3 separate regions of the Mus musculus genome follow, and regions 1 and 3 are each linked to region 2. Evidence: chromatin loops called from intact Hi-C (ENCODE). Cell type or tissue: heart. All regions are shown on one strand.

The links. A loop is a pair of places that touch in the nucleus more often than their neighbours do. Peaks named below come from ENCODE experiments on the same cell type or tissue, not always from the same donor. Only the 100,000 strongest peaks of a DNase experiment are listed, where the experiment ranks them.
Region 1: a loop joins it to region 2, with 4 times the contacts of the local background. A loop is called at or near these places in 11 of 42 quality-filtered maps.
Region 3: a loop joins it to region 2, with 5 times the contacts of the local background. A loop is called at or near these places in 2 of 42 quality-filtered maps.

The regions. Positions count from the first base shown.
Region 1 is chr9:29,404,635-29,412,634 of GRCm38, forward strand. It overlaps Ntm (neurotrimin), which reads right to left. Exons shown (of 7, transcript NM_001357602.1): 1 at 6,922-8,000. The coding sequence starts at 7,088. Among named protein-coding and RNA genes, the nearest start is that of Ntm, 4.0 kb to the right of the region's middle. In heart, CTCF peaks have their summits at 3,518 (motif pointing right) and 6,920; no DNase peak of the experiment used is centred here; H3K4me3 peaks cover 2,210 bases; H3K27ac peaks cover 930 bases; H3K27me3 peaks cover 1,160 bases.
Region 2 is chr9:29,455,267-29,463,266 of GRCm38, forward strand. It overlaps a transcript of Ntm not described here. Among named protein-coding and RNA genes, the nearest start is that of Ntm, 47 kb to the left of the region's middle. In heart, a CTCF peak has its summit at 3,136 (motif pointing left); no DNase peak of the experiment used is centred here; H3K27ac peaks cover 199 bases; H3K27me3 peaks cover 256 bases.
Region 3 is chr9:28,334,879-28,342,878 of GRCm38, forward strand. All of the region lies in intron 1 of Opcml (opioid binding protein/cell adhesion molecule-like), which reads left to right. Among named protein-coding and RNA genes, the nearest start is that of Gm39313, 57 kb to the right of the region's middle. In heart, a CTCF peak has its summit at 3,237; no DNase peak of the experiment used is centred here.

The DNA.
Region 1 (8,000 bases), 51 kb before region 2:
ATATACATAAGTTTATATATGTCGATATAGTCATATAAAATACCATTATGCATAAAGTCATTTGCACTACTTTAGTTTCACCCAACACATCATGGGATAGGTAGCAACTGTTCTCTTCAAACAAAGAGACTAATGTTTTTTGTCTGAAAACACACTGAAAAGATGCCTACATCACACTGAAAAGATGCCTACATCACACTGAAAAGATGCCTACATCAGGGCTGCTTAGGCTTCTGACTCCAAGCTCATGTTCCCTCTTGTGCACCATTCTGTCCTGCAACACACGCCCACTGCAATATAAGTTGGAACTCTGTACTCTGTGTCCGAGACCTTTGTCTCCACCAGCTGTCACTCAGTTAAATTTCTGTTTATCTTTTTTCTTTGCTCGAACAAGAAATCTGAAAATGCATCCTAAACCCAGTACATTTTTCATGTTCTAAAAACACTATTTTTTGGTTTTGGTTTTGGTTTTTTAGCATCTGCATACATCTCTACATGCATACAGATACATATACTATTGGTAGTATTCTCTATTATCTTTACTGGTTATCAATTATAATAGAAATTTACCAACTTTCCTGTTCCTTTGGAAACAAAATGATTTTTAGTGAAATGTTCAGCCCTAAAGAATAGGTACATATCAATAGTATTTAGTTTTATGCTTTTCCATGATAACCCAGAAGAGATGTGAATGGTCCTATTCCACATATCTAAAGAAAAAAGAAAAAGAAAGAAAGAAAGAGAGAGAGAGAGAGAGAGAGGGAGGGAGGGAGGGAGGGAGGGAGGGAGGGAGGGAGGGAGGGAGGAAGGAAGGAAGGAAGAAAGAAAGAAAGAAAGAAAGAAAGAAAGAAAGAAAGAAAGAAAGGAAGGAAGGAAGGAAGGAAGGAAGGAAGAAAGAAAGGACGAAGGAAGGAAAACAAAGAAAGATAGATAGAGCCCAGCCCTGCCCATTGGACCTCAACCACTTGGCATCCAGATGCACTGAACTATGGCATCCTTATAGAATTGTTTCTATCTCGAATCGTTTGATGTCCTGCTCTGGGAAAACACCTGAAAATATTTGAGGGATTGTGTAAAGCCCAAGGTTGTCGATATCTGAAGCAAAAGATCAATGGTAGAACTTGGAATAATACTTCCTTGGAACAAAACCATTCAGCTCCAGGATTCAGAAAAGGGTCCTGGGGATGCAGACTGACTCTCTGTGTGTCCATGCCACAAACTACATAAACCCTCTTTATGCCCAAGCCTGAAATCAAAGCTCATGAAAAAAGGAACTCCTTGTTACTCAAGGAAGAGCAAGCAAGTATACTAGGTTCATGGAACAGAGGGACTTGATTCAGAAGGTAAAATGCATAAAAGGGGTCCAGCTCTCTGGCAGAGAAAGTGTCCAAAAGCAAGGCCCAGGAGCCTGTTACCTGATCTTGTCATATGAGGGAAAGCCCCACTTTTGTTTTCTGGTCTGTATTAGAACAACAACTGCATCTCTTTTGTGATTCCACTGAGAAAGCACTAAACCCCAAGGATTAGCACAGGTGAAGCAGGCTTGTCCCACACAGAATCAGAACTGTCATGTAACACTGTGCGTTGGTCCAAAGAAAGCAGAGTTAGGTAAGAACTGAGAACATAGTGACTCAATAAACCAGTTGTATCAGAGGCACACCCAATAGATCTTCAGAATGGTTTATTATTCAGTGGGCAAAGCCACTTTCCTTTAGGCACATACAGCCTGGTGAGCCCAGAGGCAGAGATTGGAGGTCATGCTGGATGTATTTTTCTCACACTGGAGCAAGACTGATTGTCATCACCTTCACTACACGTAAAACCATGTGGCTGACCTTCACGGTCCCTGTAATTCTTCCACACTTCAAAATGTTGTGTGTCCTTCGATAACTATTTCTACAGAGTACTTCTGGTAAATGGAAGAGAGACTGAAAACTGGGTTGCCTCTCTGTACCCTTTTGGGTTCCAGTAAAACCCAATACATCCTCCCTTCTGTCCCATAGTTAGTTGAGTTTTCATGTTTCCCATGTTGGTTTCCAGCTCCTCAGTGGGCTCAGCATAATTCTAGAAACTTCCATGCAAGGGAGCATTTGCCCATGTTCCTTAGAGCCATGGTAGACAGGCTGGATGCCTGAGTTGTTCCTCAGGGGAGCACAGTCAGCATCTCTGAGAGGGGGCAAGGAAGGAAGCCCAGGCAGGCTTCCTTCGTGGCATTGCTATTCGGAAGGAGGGAACCCATAAGCAGGGATCAATAGTCCCACTATGAGACAACTGCTGCCAGGGGACTCTAAAAATAGATGCTGGGAAGGGGATGTTTTTCTGCCCTCCTCCTCATCTTAAGTAGGCTACTTTCTCTAAGGTACATCTGGCACAGCATCAGGAACATTTCCCCCAAAGATTGGAAGACTGGGTAGTAAAGTGGCCTGCCAGAGAGGAAGGCACAGATCTCAAATAAGGAACAAACTCCCAGCACAGCCCATCTGTGTGCAGCTCAGGGAGACCTCAGCTCAACAGATGGCATGTATTTGGAACCAGCACACAAGTAACTCCTCAGGAACTACCCTACATCACATGTGACCAGGGCAACTGTGATGGTAGACCGAGGACACCCCAGGTCAAGGGACACAAGGTAAAGAGAGACAGGGGAGTGGGGAGGGGAGTGATCTCAGACACACACTTCTTCAATCATTCGTACAGGTACTGTGTTGATCACTTGCTGTAGCAAAGACACTGGTGAATGCCAATATGCTAAATAAGCCAGAGGGTTTACCTAACCCCAAGAAACTCACTGTACTAGAGAAGAAGGTAACCAAACAAAAGAATGGAATGACTTCAGACAGAGATGAGTGCTCAGGAGAAAGCTGCCACTCTGGTAAGCCAATGTGAAAACACTAAGGCGCTGGGGGGGCGGGGGTTGACATTTGAATTGGGGCAAAATCAGAAATAACTGTGGATAGCATTATTCTTAGTAGTAAGGACAACCAAAGTAAAGCCCTTGGGCAAAGCCATATGCTAAACACTGGGATAAACACCCAAGGAAGACATAGTTCTGCCTTCCAGGACCCTCAGAGTATCTCAGGAACTATCAGAGACCCATAAAGAACCCAGTTTTCTACATCTGGAAGGGGAATCTCTAGATCTACCACAATCTTCTGTGGTACTTTATGGTGTTGCAATATAAAAACTCAGCCTTAATCTTGTACATTAAGTCAGACTTTCTATCTTTAACTCATCCACGAAAAAACATGATGGTTGAGCCACTACAACTCTAGACACAAGACAGGGAGCAGAGACAGTCTCTGGCTTGCTCCCATACCCAGGAAATAGTTCACTTTTGTAGTAGCTGTTTTATTAGTGGAAGGTTCCTCACTGGGCAGAGCCATTGAGTGGCATTCTGATGTTTCCTCAAGGTTTGTACTTGAGCTTGACTAGCCCAGTAGCCATCTTGGGTTCTGAGCTACTTAGTACCATCTCTACTTGTTCTCAGTCCTAACCACTGAGAGCCTCCCTCCACCAGGGGGCACTGTGCTCAGAGCCTCCCCTGTTGCCATCCTAGCCCCATGTATTAATCTGGATTATCTTGTTCACAGGCTGGCCCTGGTGAGTGCACCCAGGACTCCTTCCACACTTCATCTCTTGGCTTTGCACCTTTCCTGAGAGAACCACACAATAAATCTTTATTGTTTGATCACTGTTAACATACAAAAGAAAGTCAGAGAAATCCGGGAAGGCGTGAAGAGTGTTTTGTTTTGTTTTTAACTCATCTGTTTAGTGAGGGAGCTCATGACGTTAAAAGGTGTGATCTTTGCTCTCCCATAATACACTCAGGCCACTCAGAAAGACAGTTACACAACACTACAAAGAAGAAAATGATGGCAGACATTAATCCCCACTGGGGAAGTAGGAAGACACGGTGTTTATTGGGCCCTGATAAGTCTTGGGAAATCTCAATGTACATGGTCTAGTTCTGTTGCTTGCTACTGCTGGGAGTTCAGATAAATGATGCTCTTTGAGTCTCAACTCTCTCATCCATAAAATGGGAGATAATTAAATGAATTTCAGAGAGTAGGGAAGATTAACTGTAATAGTTCATAGTACTATAGAGGCTGGTCAATAAGTGATAATACTACTCAACTTACTAACATCATCATTAGTTAACCTCCTGCTAGACCCAGTTCAAAAATTCCTAGCTATTCCACCTTCATCAAATAATTTTTTTTTCCTGCGAGAGGAGAGGTTAGACTAGGGATCCATCAGGAATTCCGAACAAAGCAAGCACGTTAACAGTAAAGCCATCTCCTCATTTAACAGTAAAATTCTCCAAGAGAGGCTAATTCTTCATGCCAATGCCTCCGTTTTCTCATCTGTAAAATGTGATAATAGTAGCAACTTCATAATGATTATTATTAGAATTCACTTATAATGTTAGGAGGTTGAATGACAGATAGGATATTATATAAAGCACTTTAGTATTCCCTAATACAAGGCGACTTCTCAACAACACTGGGATATTTAGTTTAAAATTCTGTGTCATGTGATCTCACCAAGATGGAAAGTTTAGAAAGGCCTGCAACTCTGTACAGATTGCCAGTGCGGTTGTTTCCTAGTATCTCCAGAAAGATCACTAGAGATAATTAGATAAACTTTTAAAGTTTCTACAAAGTAGAATTTGTTGCTGAGACATTTATTCTCTTTAAGGACTACAAAAGACCTCCAGGATAATACTGATGAGAACAAAGCCAAATAAAAAGTAACCAGCGCAGAAAGCCCTCTGCTGGTCATGAGGGGAACTGCAGTCTTGCTGCAGGGTGGCCTTCCATGTGAGCAGAGGACTTCAGCCCCTATTTCTTGATCAGAAAGAAGACCCTGGATCATCTCATCCCTCAGTTTTAGGGTTCCATCCACTGAGACGTCCACCCTCCTGAAAGTCGCAAAGATATTCGGTCTTTTGGCCTGACACAGCATAGCTTAGATGGTGACCATCCTGATGTATATATAGGGAAGCAGCCTCACCCATATCCTCATAGTGTTGTTTGTGTTCAAACAAGACCACTGTGTGAACTGTCTGCGAAACTGTAAACAAACGCTGGTGTCTGAAAGAGACTACGGCAAGAGCAAAGCAGTCAATACATAATAATGCCCTGTTAGAAACAAGTCCAGGGCCCTGGCACCTGCTGGATACAGTCACTCTCAAAAGGCCATATCCTCCTGAACTATGGGACTACTGCTGTCCTGGGGTGACATTTTGGTCACTCCAATCCCCTTGCTTCCCTTAGAATGTGAGAGTCACTGTGGAGGTCTATTGATAGCTTCAGATCTCTAGGTCACTGACCAACTTCTTTTCTCTTTTGTCACTGTTCTGTGTGTGGATAGGTGTCTATGTGTATCTAAAACAATCCACCATAGATAGTGTCTCTATTTTGTCCCTGGAGGTCTGCTCCCTGTAGCCAAGGATTAGGGTCAGAGGGGGCATCTACAGAACACTAAATTTTCTTGACTATATTGTTTAGAGGTTTGTCTTTGTTTTGAAGAAGTCTGGAACCGATGCATATTTAAAACCAGATAGTTCATCTTAATCTAAAGTAGTCCCTACAAAGTTCATTCATGTGACAATAAGTAACCAGGAGTTCCTTGGAGTCATAAGAGTTAGGTCCTCAAAGACAAAGGATTTGGGGATGTTTGCAGCCCCTTGTGTGGTTTCTTTAAATCACGTGTATTTTTTGAAAATGTCCTCACAACTCAACTCTGTAATATCAGCACTCACTCCCCAAGATCGTCTGTCCTGTGGGTACCCTGTGCACAGTCCACAGGTACTCCAAGCTCATCACTGATGGAACCAGGACATTTGGCACCAAGGCCAAGGTTCATTTCCCAAGAATCTCCACGTTAGAGGATGAAAATAGTTTCCTGTTGCCTGCAGTCAGTACCATTGGCCAGTTTTTAAAACTTTATTAAAAAGGACACACTAAGTCAAGGAGAGGTACGGAGAGTTGCTTGCTCCCTTAAAAATTCCAGAGATGAGAATTTCCCATTACAATCATCCGGCGTGTAGCCCTCCTGTGAGTGGTGTGGTTTTATCAACTGGAAATGGAGTCAGTGCTTCAGTAGCAATATCGCGAGGGAGACAGTCTTGCCCCACTTAGCACAAAATGTAGCTAAGATTCTTCTCCTCCTCCTCCCCAGAGCTTGCAACCCTCAACCCCAGAACCGACCCAACACAACACTAAAGCTTAGGGTTTGCTGAGTGCCAAGTTTTGTACATGCTGCTTTGGTGAGCATGCATAACAATCAGAGCACGGTCCACTCGTGTAGAAGGCATTCTCCACAGACAAATCACAGTCCATGGTACCAGTGTCCAAAAGCCACATTCAGACAGGAAATCACATCTGCCTCTGCCCACCGTATCATGGAACAGACAACCCAGGAAAAAAACGTTAGTAAAATCCAGGCTCAGGAAAAGAGGTTTTTTTTTTTTGCAGAGTCCAGACCCTGTGGCAACTCTCAATGGCACGGGTAGTGCGAGGGCATCCACACCAAGCCAGATCCCTGCTTTGGGACTCATTAACTTCAGCAGGGAGATCATCCATGCTGAGTCTCAGCCAAGCCCCAGGTCACCATAGCTGTCAGGCTCGGGAAAAGGCAGTAGCAGGACCATTGGCTTCAAAATAAGACAGCTATCCCTCACCTTTAACAAACCCTTGGGTCAAAGGAGCCAGGTTTGGAAAGCACAGCTCTCCCCTAGCATTACCCTGAGGTTGCCACATTCCTTGGTAGAGCAGTTAGCTCATCCAGGAATTGTGCAGCGCAGCAAGCTAGGGATCTCTCCACTAGCCCTGGCTTGCTCCAGAGCACACACCCGCACCCCTGCCCCTTTGCCCCAGCCGAAACAAATCATCATTTAGTAGAGTGGCAGTTCCCTACCTGAGGGTGGCGCTCTCCCCCTGCCTGACCGTCACGTTGTCCATAGCTTTGGGAAAGGTGGCATCTCCGCTACGCACCGGCACTCCTGTGGGTACAAGGAATAGCAGCCTGAGAGACACGACCACGAGGCACTTCCAGGGCAGGAACAGGTACCCACAGACCCCCATTCTCGACAGCCACAACTTCCCAGAACTCCGGTAGTGGCACGCACACGCCCCCCGGGCGAGCACAGGAAGTGGGTGGGGTGGGGAGTGAGCGCGGGGACCCAGCGATGAACTAGCGGCGACCGCGCGATGCACTGGGAGGAGAAAAGCGCGCAGACTCCTCCAAGTCTAATATTCCTCCCCTAAATCCAGCCTCAGCTCGCAGCCTCCGAGAACCAGTTTCCACACACATCCGAGGCGGACTTTCTCCGTGCTGCCTGTAGCCAGGAAGGTGGCCAGGAAGGAGAAGCGCAAGGCAGGCAAGCAGGCGCACAGGTGCGGGTCTCAGAAGCTGCCTCTTCCCCGTAGCAGTTCAGGCATGGCACTTTGGACAGGAGTAAGCACTTTGGTATCCAACGGGGTTGTGGCTGGGTTGAATCCAGCTACCCAGATGTGGTCTACGATTCCTCAGTCGAACGAGAGGAAATCCAGCACTTTCTTAAGTTTCAGAGCAAGGCTCGGCGCCAGAAACAATCTGGAACAATAGCAGATGGAAAGTAGAGCACGCAAGAGGCGGCACGGAGGGAGCAAGGAGGCGCCTGCTAAGCCGGCTTCCTGCAATCCGGACTCGGGAATCCTGCCGCAGAGCCACGGTCAACTTGCTCAGAGCCCAGATTCGCGCTGCAGCTTGGGCTGTCTCTGCAGCGCAGCAGCAAGGTTGGAGCGGCGCGGCAGGGGCGGACCGCAGCGGTCCCTAGCCCGCTCTCTGGCTCGCTGCAGAAGACGAAGCGCAGTCGGCACCACCGGAGCCGCGGACGCCACGCTCAGCGGCCGCCCCCGGCCTCCGCGCTGCCTTCCTCCCGGGAGCAGCCCCGACGCGCGCGGGCCCCGACCGCCGGGGTTGTCATGGCAGCAGCTCCATCCCTGACCGCCACT
Region 2 (8,000 bases):
GATGGGAAAAATGTAACTGTAATCTTAAGAGTAAAAAAGTAATAAGTGGTACATGATATAATAAATAATATAAAGTAAAGCTTTATCAGTATTCAAAATTACTTCATGGGATCAAAAGATGCCTTTCTCGAAGAAAATACTAGGCAACATTCAAGAATTCCCAGATTCTTTCAGATTGTACTTTAATTGAAAGCTTCTCTGCCATTGAACATGTCGAGAAAACAAACTGTATTTTGTGGGTTATAAAAATAAAAATAGTATATAAAGTTGGAATAAGGTGAAGTAGAGGTGAGTATGGAAGGAATTTGAGGGACAATGGGGGGGGGGGCACATGAAGGCATCAAGCTCACATAATTAAACCATTCTACTGAAAAAGAACCTCAAGGTTACTTCAAGTTTCTTTGTGTCATTTTGTTCACCTTATAAAATTGGTATCTGAACTGTAGAGTTGTGGTATGGATTAAATCATGTGGTTTCTGAACAGCAAATAGTCCTCATGGAAGCCTGCCCCAAAGCAAGAATGGGGGCCCTAGCATGGAAGAGAGAGAGAGGCCTGTCAATCATCACAGAAGAGTCACTACTTAGAGCTGGTTGCTTCCTCCCACCCCAGTGGGAATTCTAAGGTCTGATTTTGATGAGAAATGACAGGGACAAGACAGTAAGTATGAGACAGCAGCATCTGCCTTGGGATCTACAATTAAATTATCTCTCAAATTTTCACCAAAGTCTCCTTCTGTTTCTAAAACTATAATTTTACTAAGAATAACCTAAAATGAGAACATACATGAAGTTTTAGAAATAGCACTTGGAAATCGTAGAGCTGGCATTGCCTAAGCCATCTGAAGTCATTTTAAATTTTATTTGGGACGAAGGATGAACAAGGATAGGACAGGCCAATTTCTCGGGAGGCAGCAGGATGCGAACAGATGTCAGTGGTGGCAGATCATTGCAATTCCTGTCTGCGTTCTGCATGCATCCCAAAAAGAGAACATGAACGTCTTCGAACTGAAATGAAGAAAATAATTTTGGAAATACTCTTGGATGCCTGAGCTGGATGAGCACTCCTCAGAAACAATGAGGATCCAGTGAGGTGCATGTGAGGACAGGAGGCTTGTGTTGGGGGTAGCATCCCCTTTCTCCTCCCAGCAGTCTCTGAAGAAAGAGACTCTGAACAAAGAAAGAAACTTTGAACACTAGGGGATAGTATAAAAACTTTAAAAGTGGGAGTCTATTAATCCTGGCTTATTCCACCCATTAAGCACTTAGGTGACAGAAGCCAGCATGTGTGTGTGTGTGTGTGTCTGTGTGTGTGTGTGTATGTGTGTTTGTGTGTGTAGTCACCTAGCTAATAGTAGGAAAACAGTGATCATACCTTTTCCATTTCTGATCTGGGAGAAAGACTGGCCCATATAAACTGCTGCCTCAGTTCAGGGGAACGCCAGAGCCAAGAAGTGGGAGTGGGTGGGTGGGGGAGTGGGTGGGGGAGTGGGTAGGGGAGTGTGTGGGGTACTTTTGGAATAGTGTTGGAAATGTAAATGAAATAAATACCCAATTTTTTAAAAAAAGAAAAGTATAGAGCTTCTTGTATTAGAAGTTTGTCCACCCCTTCCATACCACAGTGCAGTGTAGGAGGTGGTGGGGCCTTTAAGAGGTGGGGCTTCATGCATCTCATCAGGTCATTGGAGGTACTGCTCTGTGGAGGAAGTAAGGGAGTTCTTACAGGACCTTGGTGAGTTCTCATGAGAGTGGGATGTTAGCATGGGGTGTCAGCAAGAATCACAATGACCTTTTCATCTCTGTCTCTGTATGATCACTTTCTTACTGTTGTGGGATTTGGGTGGCATGTTGGAAATACACTGACTGAGCTGTTACTCATCACATAGATGGCCATAGGCTGGACCAGTAGATGATCGGGCTCCAAAACTGACCTAGATGAGACAGACTTCTTATAAAGTAAGTACAAAAGGAGGAGAACACATAACGACAATTGCTAGGCTTGTGTTCACCTATTTGGAGAGCTTTCACGAGTTCCAGTGGACAGTGATGGTTGGAATACAGTGAAGAAGGCCATGCTAACTGCAGAATCAGCCATGTGTATCAAAGACCACAGTGACCTGTGAAAGGGGTACAGGATAGCACTGGGTGCAGATGAAAGGTCTGTAGAACCTGGGGCAAAGGGTGTGTCTAGTGATGTCATCAGGACAGTATTATAGGGAAAGGTGTACTATGTAAAGGATAAAATTGGAGGAGATAGAGCCATTCAGAAGTACTATTTAAAATGGGTAAATAAAACAGAAAAAAATTAACAGAGGTTGAAAGACAGTTGGAGCTCAAGGTATGCATAGGAGACAAGATGGAGCAGGGGTTGTCCTTGGAGAAATGAGGCATACTGAGTCAGGGATACTGCTATTTCAAGTGTGAGCTAGCTTGAACTTGATTTTGGTGCAAGCTGCTGAAATATCTGGACAGACCCAGACAGGATCCAAGCTCTGTGGGGAAGATGAATCTAGTCTACAATGAATGGCAGCCAGAAAGGATTTCAGACAGAGAGATCAGATAGGAGCTAGCTATTAGTAAGAAGTTCACTGCAGATAAAGAATGATCACACGGGGGTGGGGTAGAGGTGGGGGTTGTGGGGGTGGGGCTGGGAGAAGAGGAAGAGTCTTTGATAGATCTTGGTCAAAGTTAAAAGGGGCGGGGTGGGGGGGCGGGAGGGAGAGATCCTTAGGGCAAGGTGACCGAAGTCACAAAGGAATTAAGGTCTTTTGTTTATCTGTGAAATGAGGGGCACATTGTGCTTTGGGGGCTCATTTACCTAACAGTATAATTCTCTCCATAAGGCATGGAATAGCTAGTGAGCTCTTAGTTTCATCCTGTGACTCCACCAAGCCCAAGAAAAACAGCCTCAGTTAAGCGCAGCCCTGCTGTCCCCGGGATTTCCTTGTTGCAGGAGTATGAGGCAGATTAGTGGGCTCCCAAACACAGTCTTGACAGCGAGGGGTGGGGGTGGGGGGCTGGGGAGGTTAAGGGGTTGGGATGAGGGGGAGCTAGGGGTTCTTCAGTTAGCACTGCAAGGCCAGCAGTCAGGCTGGCCTTTTTCAAACTTGTACCCACAGCTCCATCTGCTGGTGGTGGGATCCCTGGCCTGTGGGCTCTGTGTACTTAAGACCTTATTTTGTGTCCCCAAACACCTCTGTCCACATTTCACCCTTCTCTTTGCAGTCATAGAAACACACTCACAAGAGTGTGAATGTGCATACACACACATAGACACACACTGACACCCAAAAATACGCATGTGCAACTAGGAAGATGCAGACACAGGTAGAGAAAAGCTGATAGATAATCATGCACAAACACAGATTCATAGAAACTCTGCCAAACATAGAAGTACACAGGGAAAGATACACATACAAGGATATACATACACAGGCATACAGAGGAAAGCGCACACACACACACACACACACACACACACAGAGAGAGAGAGAGAGAGAGAGAGAGAGAGAGAGAGAGAGAGAGAGAGAGATTAATTTCTGCCACCTCCTGTGATGTACAAGGTGCAAGCACCTTCCTGCTATATCTGGGTGGCTTCTTGTTCCCCCCCAGCCCTCTAATTCTGGAGCCCTGCAGCCTGCCCGGAGGCAAGGCCTGGGGTGAGAGTTGAACCAGATTCCCTCCTTAGCCCAGTGTAAGTGCAAACAGCAGGTGGCCAGGAGGAGTACTTGGGAGGGCTCATGGTTGGACATCTGAAAAGTTAATTTCTTGGTTAATTTACCTTTGTGCCTATAACAGAACCTATGATTGCATCCTGCTCTCTCTTCAAGAATCCAGGAGACTGGAAGGAGAGAGGGAGCCCTGCTTTCAACACTCCTACACCTGCTCCCCCCCCCCCCCACTCCATCTTGGCAGCCTCACTGTGTTCCAGCTTGCATTCCCCAACAACTGGCGAGACAAGCTGGCCCCTCCTACCTTTCCTATTAACCTACTTTCCCTGAAGACACTAGTTTGTCTAAAGAAGCTTAAGTTCAAATGAATTTTATTTTTAAACCAGAAAATTTACGACACTGTAATGAAAATAGTCACTTTTTAAAAACCTTTTAAGGAAAAAAAAAAAAAAAAGGAAAGAAAGAAATGCCATTCCCAGCTACATCTCTTAATGGCTGCCTCCTGGAGGCAGACTAAGTGATGGCTCTAACCAACCTGTTTAAAATGTGAGAGAGGTTACTGCAGAAGTAATCCAAGGGTGTCTCGACTGCAAATACGAATGCCTTTGTCAGCGATCTCTGGCGCCATGCAGGGCACAGGTATTTTTAGCCCACGCAGATATGCAGGGGACACATGTGCACAAGCTGAATTCTGTGAGATGGGTTCTGAATCCTGACTCTCCATTCCTGTGGGCTTTGGAGCTCTGACAAAGTGGCTGGCTATGGCTGCAGACAAACGGGTCAGGGTCTCTGATTTGTGCCCAGTTCTCCGGCCTACGGAACCCAGACTGAGATGTAGCATCTCTATGGCAACTGCTGTAGCCTCCATAGATGTCAGCGATGACAGAAAGGGCTGCTATAGACCCCATAGACACTCCTGCTTTGGTCTGTTGTTTTGGTTTTTCCCTTTGCACATCTGGAACAAGGCTGAACAGAAAAGGAATGGTGAAATTCCCGAGGCATCTCCTTGTGTGCAAATTATAGTACAATGATATAGTATATGTGTGATCTGCATGTCTGAAGGTGGGTATAGTGTATACGGTGTTAGAAAGCACATGTGTGCTGCCCATGTTGCACACATGAGAGGTGTGTAGTGCATTGGTAATGTTGAGTGCTTACAGTTTTATTCAGGTGCTTATATTCGTGAGTGAGTTTCTCTCTCTCTCTCTCTCTCTCTCTCTCTGTGTGTGTGTGTGTGTGTGTGTGTGTGTGTGTGTGTGTGTGTGTGTGTAAGAGAGAGAGAGAGAGAGAGAGAGAGAGAGAGAGAGAGAGAAAGATCTACCAGTCCAGGTCATGCATATGTACATGACTATAGTAAATCTTCTAGTTTGGTATGGTCTGTAGTTAGTTACTTAGTTAGTTTATTTTGACCAGCAGGTAAATGGGCAGTAGGAGGCAGCTGACTCTTACTTCCCTCCTAGGGTGAACAAAGTGTAGCAACTGCCTTTGGACTGCTTTTACACTCACCAGCCATAGTCCGTCTCAACACATGCTCACGGGGATTCTGGACACACCCACATTCAAACATCAGTTTCTATCACACTCATAAGTACATTCCTAACTCGGAAATACTGCATTCTCCATTCCTGTTTGCATGGATGTTGTGAAACACAGCTTTCGCCATTTGTTACCAGTGGCTTTGGGTAAGCCACTTTATCTTTATAAGCCTCAGTATTCTTATCAAGAATGGGTTACAGGCCCAGGGCTTCAGGGCATGTAGACCTTGTCTCCTAGTGGACACTGTGATAAAGCGTGACTGGGTCCCGTGGTAAAGAACATAGTGTCACAGAGCGCAGTCCCTGTGTCGCAAAGGGATAATGAACAGTTCTTGCCTCCATGAACACAGAAACTGACAGGACCAGTCAGCCAGGGGCTACCCAGGCCAGAAACTTTGAGAGGAAGGCAGAGCTGAGATTAAATCACAGGAGTTAGCAAGAGGCAGATGTTAACCCAACAGTCAGAGACATTCTGACTAACAGAACTGTCCCATAAAAGACCAGTAGGTGACAAGCTTCCTCTCCCTAGTTGTGTTCAAACAATGCCAGGCACTCCTGGTCAGACATGGCATGTGGAGAGCCTCTTTGATGTAGCTGAAAGTTTGACTATATCAAAATCAAAATTGAGCGCTCTCCCAATGCTCTCAGCCTTTGTTTCTGTGAAACAGAAAGAGGGTATTAGCACTCCAGTTTCCCCCTTGAAACCTAACACTCTAGAAGTCCTTGGTCCCTGCTGGAGGCCAAGAAATAATAGGAAGCCTCCGGTGTTGGGTTGCTGTGCACTGGGACCATTAACTGATCCACTTAGTGCAGGAGGGACAGTGCGAGTGAGAATCAAGTTTAAAATGATAATTAGCTCGAGTGATAGACTTAATTGAAACTGCTTAGTCCAATGAGAGGATGTCTTGGGTCAGCCCAGCTCATTACCCTCTCCAGCAGCAGGAGATCGAGGCCCTCATCTGGCAAACTCCAGTGACCAGCCCCACCATAGACAGAGCAGACATTTAACAGGCTTTTCTCCCCAGCGAATTCTGTCTTTATTGATCTCTGTTTCATCTGTTGGTCTGTTTTTCTTTGTTCTTCTATTCTTCTCTAACTCTTTACTCATAAGACAGGAACAGTCTATACCAAACTAGCCAGTTCTTCCAATTATCTGCCACAGGCTAACTCTTTGATTGATCTAACTCAACAACTGATACTACTCTTTCTTCCTTCTCATTCTCCTGCCTCCTACTACTGCATCTTTAGGCTAAGCATGCACGTATTGAGTCTTCTTACAAGTTTGATTAGCCATTCTGCCAACCTCATTCCCACAGGCTAACGCAATTCCTAGGACTCCCTCATAGGACACTCACTGGTTTATGTGATATTTGATTATGCTTAGTAACACACCATGTCACCGTCACTATATCTGATTTTTAAATATGAGGGAATCAAAATGAATCCAAAGTATGACCAAGCCCATGCAAGCTCTATAGTGGCCACATTCCTGTTTGACAGGTGGCAGAAGATCCTGAGCCTGCAGTGTGATTTCAGTGGGTGGCAGGGGTGTGTGTGTGTGTGTGTGTGTGTGTGTGTGTGTGTGTGTGTAGGGGGTCACCAATAGAAGATTCAAAGGAACACAACTAAGACTGCACTCATGCTGCCTATATTCTGGGCTGAGAACTGAGGCTCTCAGCAGTTGTGGCCTATAGGCTAATCTCAAAAAGCACATGAAGAACCCTTCTCCCACTATGCCATCATTAGTTTCCTGCTCTTGGACTTCATACTGGGTTGCATTTTTACAGCTCCAAGAATAGATCACCTAGTGCTGGTGAATCTGAGGTGTGCCTGAGAGACTTCAATCACCATTTCTGGGCCCAGGTCACTGTCATTCTTGGAGACACTCTGAATAGGCCTGGGGTGCTGCATAGTAGAGTCAAAAGGATTCCAAGAATATCTTCTAACCTAAGCCTGAAAAAAAAAAAAAAAAAAAAAGGACCAGGATGTAGAGGAACCAGGAAATGAAAATGGAGACATCAAGACATCAATAGAGTGAGCATGAAATCTGTCTCAAAGCACATTTTAATGGACACAAGTACAGAAGGGAGAAACACCGTATCAGTCCACTTTTCAAGGCTATGATGAAATCCTCAAGGCTGGATTACAAAGAAAAAGGTTACTTAGCCCATACCCCTGAAGGCCCAAGGGCATCGCATTACCATTACCTCTGCTCTGAGAGCTTTGTGGCTGATGTTGCTATCATGGAAGAATGTCTGTGGAGAGATCATCTCCCAGACAAGGAGCCAAAGATTGAAACCAGGTCCCATATTCCTTTCCGAGGGCACCAGCACCTAATGATCTTGCGTATCCATAATAGTTCCATCACCTCTTCACAGTGCCATACTAGGACCTATTGCTTGAAACTTCGATAGACGCATTCTAGATTCAACCAACCAGCACACATACGAACAGGAATTCCCTAAGGGAAATCTCGCTGCTTCACTGTGACGACTTTCCCTCCCTGCCTGCTTGGCTGCTTTTCTTGAGGTGCTGGGAGAGGTGTGAACGGGTGGGTGTGCAGGTGAATGTGCGTGTACAAACTGGAAGTCAATCTTGAGGGTTGTTTCTTAGGAGCCATCTGGCTTACGTTTTGAGACAAGGCCCCTGCCTGGAATCTGGGGCTCGTTGATGGATTAGTCTGGACTGGCTGGGATCCACCTGTCTGGCTGCCTCTCTCTCCAGCCCTGCCTTTCTATGTGGGTTCTGGAGATTAAGCAGAGAAGCTTGAATAGCAGGCGCATATTCTGAGTTACCT
Region 3 (8,000 bases), 1.1 Mb before region 2:
TAAATAAAGAAAATATACAATAACAGAAAGAGAAAAGGAAAGGAGAGGAGAGGAGGAGAGGGGAAAGGAGGGGAGGGGAGGGGAGGGGAGGGGAGGGGAGGGAAGGGAAGGGAAGGGAAGGGAAGGGAAGGGAAGGGAAGGGAAGGGAAGGGAAGGGAAGGGAAGGGAAGGGAGGAAAAAAGAAAAAGCAGGCTGAGCAAGCCAAAGGGGAAAAATCAATAAGCACAATAAGCAGCATTCCTGTACGGTTCTGCTTCCAGGTTCCTGCTTGAGTTTCTGCCCTGCCTTCCCTCAATTATGGACTCTTATGGGGTTCTATAAGCCAAACAAACCCCTGCCTTCCCAAGTTGCTTTTGGTCATTGTGTTTGTCTCAGCAACAGAGGCCAAACTAGGACACATTGCTGGATATTTATTGTTGCATATCAAGAGTCATTGGTACTTTTTAAAGCTTCAGGTGTAGCTGCTGACAAGTGAGGGTTGCTGTGGTTCATTTGATTGCAAGCTTACTTGTGAGAAGTGTCCATGAAGAGATGTTCAGCGTGCCTTTAGGTGTACCTGTGAGGGGGCCATCAGTCTCCTAACTAAGAGAGAAAGCCACTTTGAATATGATATCCAAGGCCAGGTTGGGATTTGTTCTGCTCTCTCAGTGTTAGGCAGCGTTTGCATCACCATGGCAGAGACGGAGGGAAAACAACCTGAAGAGGTTTACTTGTTTGGGTGCAGGGCTTGAGGGGGTTCGGTCCTTGGGTGCTCAGCCACGTGGGCTTGCGCAGGGCTTGAGGGGGTTCGGTCCTTGGGTGCTCAGCTACGTGGGCTTGCGCAGAACATCCTGGCCATGGGATCAGGTGATGGGGAAGATTATGCGCTCTTGACAGATCAGTAGCAGACAGAGAGGGAACCAAATATACCCATCAAAGACAACTCTAGATACTTATTTTCTTCAGCTCTGCCCACTGCCCAAAGATCCCCCACATCTTCCACACAGAGCACCTGGCTGGGGACCAACTTCAATACAAAGGCCCACAGGGTATGTTTTATACTCAAGCTTTAATACTCTGTCTGATGGTAGCCCTAAGGTAATTGGCTGAGTTTGCCCCTCCCTGCCCACCCTGCCATGGCGCTCAGCCTCATCCCTGTCCAGAAGCAGCAATGCAGACTGACCATGGACTGAAACCTCTGAGCAGATGAGACAAGAGAAACCTCACTTGTAAGTTACTCCATCAGGCATTTTGTCACAGCAATGAAAAGTCTGGCACCGGCATTGCAATAATAGCATTCTATTCCTAAGGCAGTTCATTAAATGATGCAAAGTGGCAGTATCCAGAGGGCCCTGGACAATCCATGGTTGCTGATATGAAAAGCTCTTCAAATAGCATTCTTGTTTACTTTGATTACACACTAATGGTGTTCACCTGATTATGAACATCTTGCAGACAGAGGTGATGCTGCCCTCATCATGCCAGCACCAAGTCCAAGCCCTGGATTTGGAAGCAGCTTCAACACTTTTAATGTACACTGTATTGAAAGGGCATTGGGCTCACAGGTTACCTCCCAGTCCCCAGACATTCATTTCAACCAGCCCAGACTGCAAACACAGCTTTATACTTGAAAATCCATATCTGGGTCTTTAACCATCAGTGCCCAAAGCAGTTGCTTGTATGTGGGATGGCTGTGTTAAAACAGATCATGTGCACACTTCCCTAGCTGAACTAGGAAAGCTGAGTACTGCCTTGGAGGCAGCTCCTGTCTCTCCCAGCTCCTCCCCTTCTTCTCTTAACTCCTCCTCCGTGCACTCACACTGACCTGGTAGATTCCCAGTCTTTTGGAAGGGCTTGTATTAAAAGTTTCATTAGAGAATCACGCCAGGGGTTTTAAACAGCAGCGATCTAGCTGTAAAGGCTTGGAAGCAGTCCCCGAGTGTGCACCAGGAGTGGGCTGATGGCGGCAGTGCCAGCCACTGCAGCGCACTGGGACTCCCGCCCTGAATCTTATTTACATTGGGACTAACAATAGCTCTGCAGCCTGGCTATAAATAATTTCTGGGGAAGAGTTGTCTAATTAAACGTGCAGCAGTAAGGAAAGTGCTTTAACCACAAGGCTGGTGTCCTAATGAACGTAATCACTGTATGGGGACAGCTTAGGAATCACATCCAGACACCTCCCTGTGGAGGTAGGGAGGTAGAGGGGAAATTCGTAGGAAGAATTTCCAATCAATATTTAATTGTGCATTGTGTTAAACTAGTTTAGGGTCCTCTTTCTCCTTCTCTTTCCTCATATCAAGAGGTAAAAGGGATTTGAAAATGTAGCTTTGTAGCATGGCTTGAGCCTCAGATTCCAGTGAGACAATTGTCTCCAAGTTTTCAATGCATGGCAATTACTAGGATACACAAAAAAATATTAATTAGTAAGTGGCTTGTAAATTCTGATGGGTCCTGCCTTTAAAGAAAAAGAAGTGGGGAGTCGAATTGAAGTTTTATTCTGTCTCTGACCATGTCTGCTCCGGACTTGGTGCCCTTTAGGGCCAGGCAGTGTCCTGTGTCCTTTGGTTTCTCCAGGTCAAGCATTGGGAAGATATGACTATTCCCCCTGGATGAAGGCAATCAACTGTCATCAGTGCAGGGACAGCAGGCTTCTGCTGATATCCGAGCTACTATGAGCAGATCAGCAAGGAAGCCCAGTTCAGCCATACCTGATTCTGCTTCAGTGGAAACAACACTGTGAATTAGCTTGAGGGAAAAGTCTGTAGGATACAGGGTGGTAGTCTTTCCTTGTTATTTACAACACAGTTCTAAGGATAAAGAGGGGACCATGTGAGAAAGAATACCGTGTCATCAGGCTAATGTTTTTAAGTAATATAGGAACCATATATACAAACATCTGCAAGGACATAGTTAGAATATGTATATACAGATATTAGGTAGTTTGATGCCTTTGTGTGTGTGTGTGTGTGTGTGTGTGTGTGTGTATGAGTGAGTTTGCGAGCAAATTTGAGCACACACATGCCTTGGATATAGACTAGCTATTGCATATTGCTATGGTAACCTGCATGCTCTTGAAGACTAGTTTAAAGCATGGAAAGAGAGTATACATGTGTAGAGGTACCCCAGGCCAAGCTGCATAGAAACAGCAGGCCAACACTCACTCCATATACCCCCTGACAGTCAGAGATATAGGCATTAAGTGTGGGCACCTGTGATGAATCAAATTCACCACTGGATGTCAACGTTGCTCTAGCTAATTAGAAGACCTGCAGAAATCCTATTCTCTCTTATACTGGGGGTAGGTTTAATCTATGGAATAAATGTACCAGGGAGGAGGAGGTAAAAGCATCAACCTTCTGAAAGAGTCCACAAAGCAGAATCGGGGAACCAAATTTGGCATTTCTTCTTTCAGCCACCACTGTCCATCTAATAATCTTCTAGTTGCTTTTTCTTTATTACTCGGCTCTCCAATTAACACTCCCAGTTCTACTACATAATATAACCATTCATTTTCCTTATTGTCTAGCACTTACCACCCACATGCACATGCCAGAGTCTGAATGACAAGAGGGTAGAATTCTCATTTCTGCCATGTATATGTCTATAACTCAGCCTGATACAAAACAAATGTTTGCTAAGTATTTGATCGGAATAGATAAATGACCAATAGCGGAACTGATAATGTTTAGTTAGTAAATATAAACACAAACAGAGACCTTACGCCAATAGTAATGGGAGTTCTGTCTTCTGGGAAATGTGTGACAGTGTGGCTGGAGAAGAAAGGGCAAATGAGGATACCTAAGCTTGGAAGTGTCAAGTCACAAAGCCTGGGGGTGTCAAGGGTGTGCTGCTACTGTGACTGGGGATGGAAGATTAGCTTCTCTCAACCATAGCTCCCTGGTCAGTACAACAGAATAATTGTAACCTACCACATCTATGGAGGAGGCTTGTGGAGATCACATGTCACAGGCTACTACACAATGTACTTGGCCTGGGATAATACCATCCAGGTCCTTCTTAAGTCTCAAGTATGTTATGAGCACAAAGAACGACACACAACAAGGGGATTATTAACCTTACCCAATGGCATAGAAACTGTAGACCTCTTCCAAGTAATTCACTTTAACCACAGAAGGTCAATTTAACCAGGAATAACAAATGTAGTGGTAGTAGTAGTAGTAGCAGTAGCAGTAATAATAATATTATTAATAATAATAATGATGAAGCAGAGTTCAAAAACCATCTTGGAGAAGATGCAATGGGCCCAGTCATGGTGCTAGGGGGCTGTGAAATGTTTTTCCTTCAAGGGGTGAGCCTCTAGTCTGCTGGGTGTTTCTTCTATTCTATGGACATGTTGGCAGCATCAGGGACTTCCATGGCAGCCGTGCTAGCATCATTCTGAATCCATATGCTTAATTTTTAATAAATAAATGAAATCAAATTAAGCAAAAAAGAAAAATAGGTCTACAGTGTGGAGGCATTTCAAATTATTTACTGTGCTGTCACTTTAGGCTCATTGATGCTTGTTAATTTTTTTGAATTTGATGATAAGCACCATTTATAAGCTAAATAAGACATTATTAGCAGTATCCTGGCAGAAATGTACAAGGACACCGCTAAGCTAAGGTGAAAAATGCATTATTGAATGAAATTTAATTAGTAGATTTTGTTCTATTAGTGGTTTGAATATTGCATTTAGGAAAATAAATATAAATATGATCCAGGCAATCTTTCCAGTGAGAAAATGTCACTGGTAATATAACATCACTCCTACTCTTTCAGGCAGATGTGGGATGAAAATTGATGTCTTGGTCTCTTGCCAGTCAAAAGATTTTCTGGTTTGTGGTTCTGATAATAGCTAAGTAGAGGGGAGATGCCTTGTGTGCAGCTCCCGTGGGTAGGAAGAAGGGTACCTGGTGAGAATTAGTGTTAGCCTTTTTCTCACAGTAGTCCATTGAGCAGTGCATCTCAGAGAACTGGATGGTGGTTATAGTTTGCTTCAGTGATGTCTTAGTTAGGGGTCTCTATGGCTGTGAAGAGACATCATGACCACAGCAAATCTTATAAAAGAAAACATTTAATTGTGGCTGGCATACAGTTCAGAGGTTTAGGCTGTTATCATCATGGCAGGAAGCATGGTGGCATACGGGCAGGCATGCTGATGGAGAAGGAGCTAGGAGTTGTACATCTGCATCCACAGGCAGCAGGAAGAGAATGAAGCATGCTTCCTCTAACAAGGCCACACCCATTGCAACAAATCCTCACATCCCAAAATGTAACTCCCTATGAGCCTATGGGGAACATTTTATTTTCAAACCACTACATTCCACCCTCTGGTCCCCAGAGGCTTGTAGCCATATCATAATGCAGAAATGCATTCGTCCAAACTTCAAAAGTCCCCATTGTCTATAACAGTCTCAAACTTGTTTAAAAATCTGAAGTCTCTTCAGAGTTTCTTGTAGTCTCTTCAATGCAATCCCTTGTAAAAATCAGCATCAAAAAGCAGATTACATACTTCCAATATAAAATTGTACAGGATATGTATTACCGCCCTTCCCCCCTCCCCCCCCAAAAAAAATAAAAGGTAGGGAAGGAAGCTTAGTGAGGAAATACAGGACCAAAGCAAGACTAAAAACAAAATAGGCAAATTCCAAACTTTGCATCTCTATGTCTGATGTCAAAATGTTCATATCTCAAACTTCTTTCAGCTTTGCTGATTGCAGAACACTCTTTTCTCCTGGGCTGGTTCCACGCCTTGTTAGGAGCTTTCCTAGGCAGGTATCCCATGGCTCTGGCATCTCCAACATTTTGAGGTCTCCAAGGCAATCCAGGTTTTACCTTCACAGCTTGACACAATGGCTTCTCTAGGCCTCCATGAGGGAACACCACTGACATATGCCTGGCCTCAGTGGCTTTCCTCAGTGGGGGGAGATTCCATAACCTGCTTTGCTATTCTTGACTCTAAATTCAGAACCTTTTAGTTGAAGCTGCCAAGTTCTGCTTCTTGCTGGGGCAGAAACATGACACCCCCATTCAGTTATATCATCACCAGCTTTCTGTATTTGATGGTTTCCTTCATTGTCTAAGCTCAGCTGTCCTGAAACTTTCTGTGTATCAGGCTAACGTTAAACTCAGAGAACTTTCTTAAACCAATACAGGTGGCCCTTTAATGTAATATTATCTATCCCAATTCCCCAGTGGGGCAACACAGTTTAATCATATCACCAGCAGACATAAAGTTTATACAATTTGTTTTTCTTAAGCAAGTACATTACCCACTTCATCCAGTTAATATACACAATAATTGCATGAATTTGGTTACTAATATCTCTACTTTAATAATGAGGTCAGTGGGTCTTGGGGTACTTGGACTACTTACTGTAAGCCACACAGATAACAAACTAAGTTTTCCATGTTGTGCAGTTGCTTATCCATACACTGGAGGTAATGGTAACCTACCATGCAGTGTACTGTCAGATTAAGTTCCATGAGGACTACAGTACACTTAATTTGATTAAAATAAATGTTATTCTGAGCTTCCTATCTTCCCTGACCCTTTAATTTCTGGTGTCATCTCAAAACAAACATGTTCAGTCATCAGAATTCTCATTTCTAGGTGGTCAATGTGAAATCGTGCAGATCATAGCTCTGTTATATGACAAATAGAAAAACCAAAAGGTCTCCTCTTCCTCCTGAGGTTGTTGAGAGAAACACTTTGACAATCATAGGAGAGAGCAATAGAAATGTAAGCTGTATTACTGCTGTGGTTGTTAGTACACACAGTCATTTCCTTGCTTCAATGCCAAGTCACACTAACAGCAGTATTGGGAGTATAGATGGCGGAGATGAAGACTTTAAGAACATTTCTTTGCAGAGTTCAACTGGAGGTAAGTACAGATGCTCTCTGAGTCATGCACATTTATTTTATGGACAGCCAATATATAAGAAGTGGGGGCATCATCACTAGCCATCTACTCTAGCAAGCAGTGCTGGGAATTCTGTTTCTTTGACTATATTTTTGTGACCATTCTGACTCCTTACTACTACCCATTGCTCTTAAGTTTAGATAGCTCACATGGGGACTCATCTGCCCTCGGTTTTCCTTTGTGCCAGCTTTATAATCTCTCTCAAGTGTGTCATGTCCTTTCAACTTCCAGGAGTCACCTAACCTTGATCATGTGGGTCCCTAAATTCTTTCACACTACAGATTCTTCTGTCTCTTGTTTCTTGTGCTGATTTTGGCAGCCCAAGAATAACTTTAAATTGTCATAAAATAATTGCTTTAGTTGGAGACTTAAATTAATGACAGAATTGAAGAATTTATTTTTAAGTAAGTCATATGAAGATCAAACATATCATGAAAGATTTAAGAGAATTCCAGGCACATGAAACTGGAGTATTATAAATAATGGCCTCTAGCCCATGAAGATAAGTAGGTTGGTTTTCTCAGTATCTTTTTTTTTTCATTTTTTTAATGTTCTTTTTTTTATTGGGTATTTATTTCATTTACATTTCCAACGCTATCCCAAAAGTCTCCCACCCACTCCCCCATCCACCCACTCCCACTTCCTGACCCTGGCATTCCCCTGTACTGAGGCATATAAAGTTTGCACTACCAATGGGCCTCACTTTCCACTGATGGCCAACTAGGCCATCTTCTGATTCATATGCAGCTAGAGACACGAGCTCCGGGGGAGGGGAGGTACTGGTTAGTTCATATTGTTGTTCCACCTATAGGATTGCAGATCCCTTTAGCCCCTTGGGTACTTTCTCTAGCTCCTCCATTGGGGGCCCTGTGATCCAACCAATAGCTGACTGTGAGCATCCACTTCTGTGTTTCCTAGGCCCTGGCATAGTCTCACGAGAGACAGCTCTATCTGGGTCCTTTCAGCAAAATCTTGCTAGTGTAGGCAATGGTGTCAGCATTTGGAAGCTGATTATGGGATGGATCCCTGGATATGGCAGTCTCTAGATGGTCCATCCTTTCGTCTCAGCTCCAAACTTTGTCTCTGTAACTC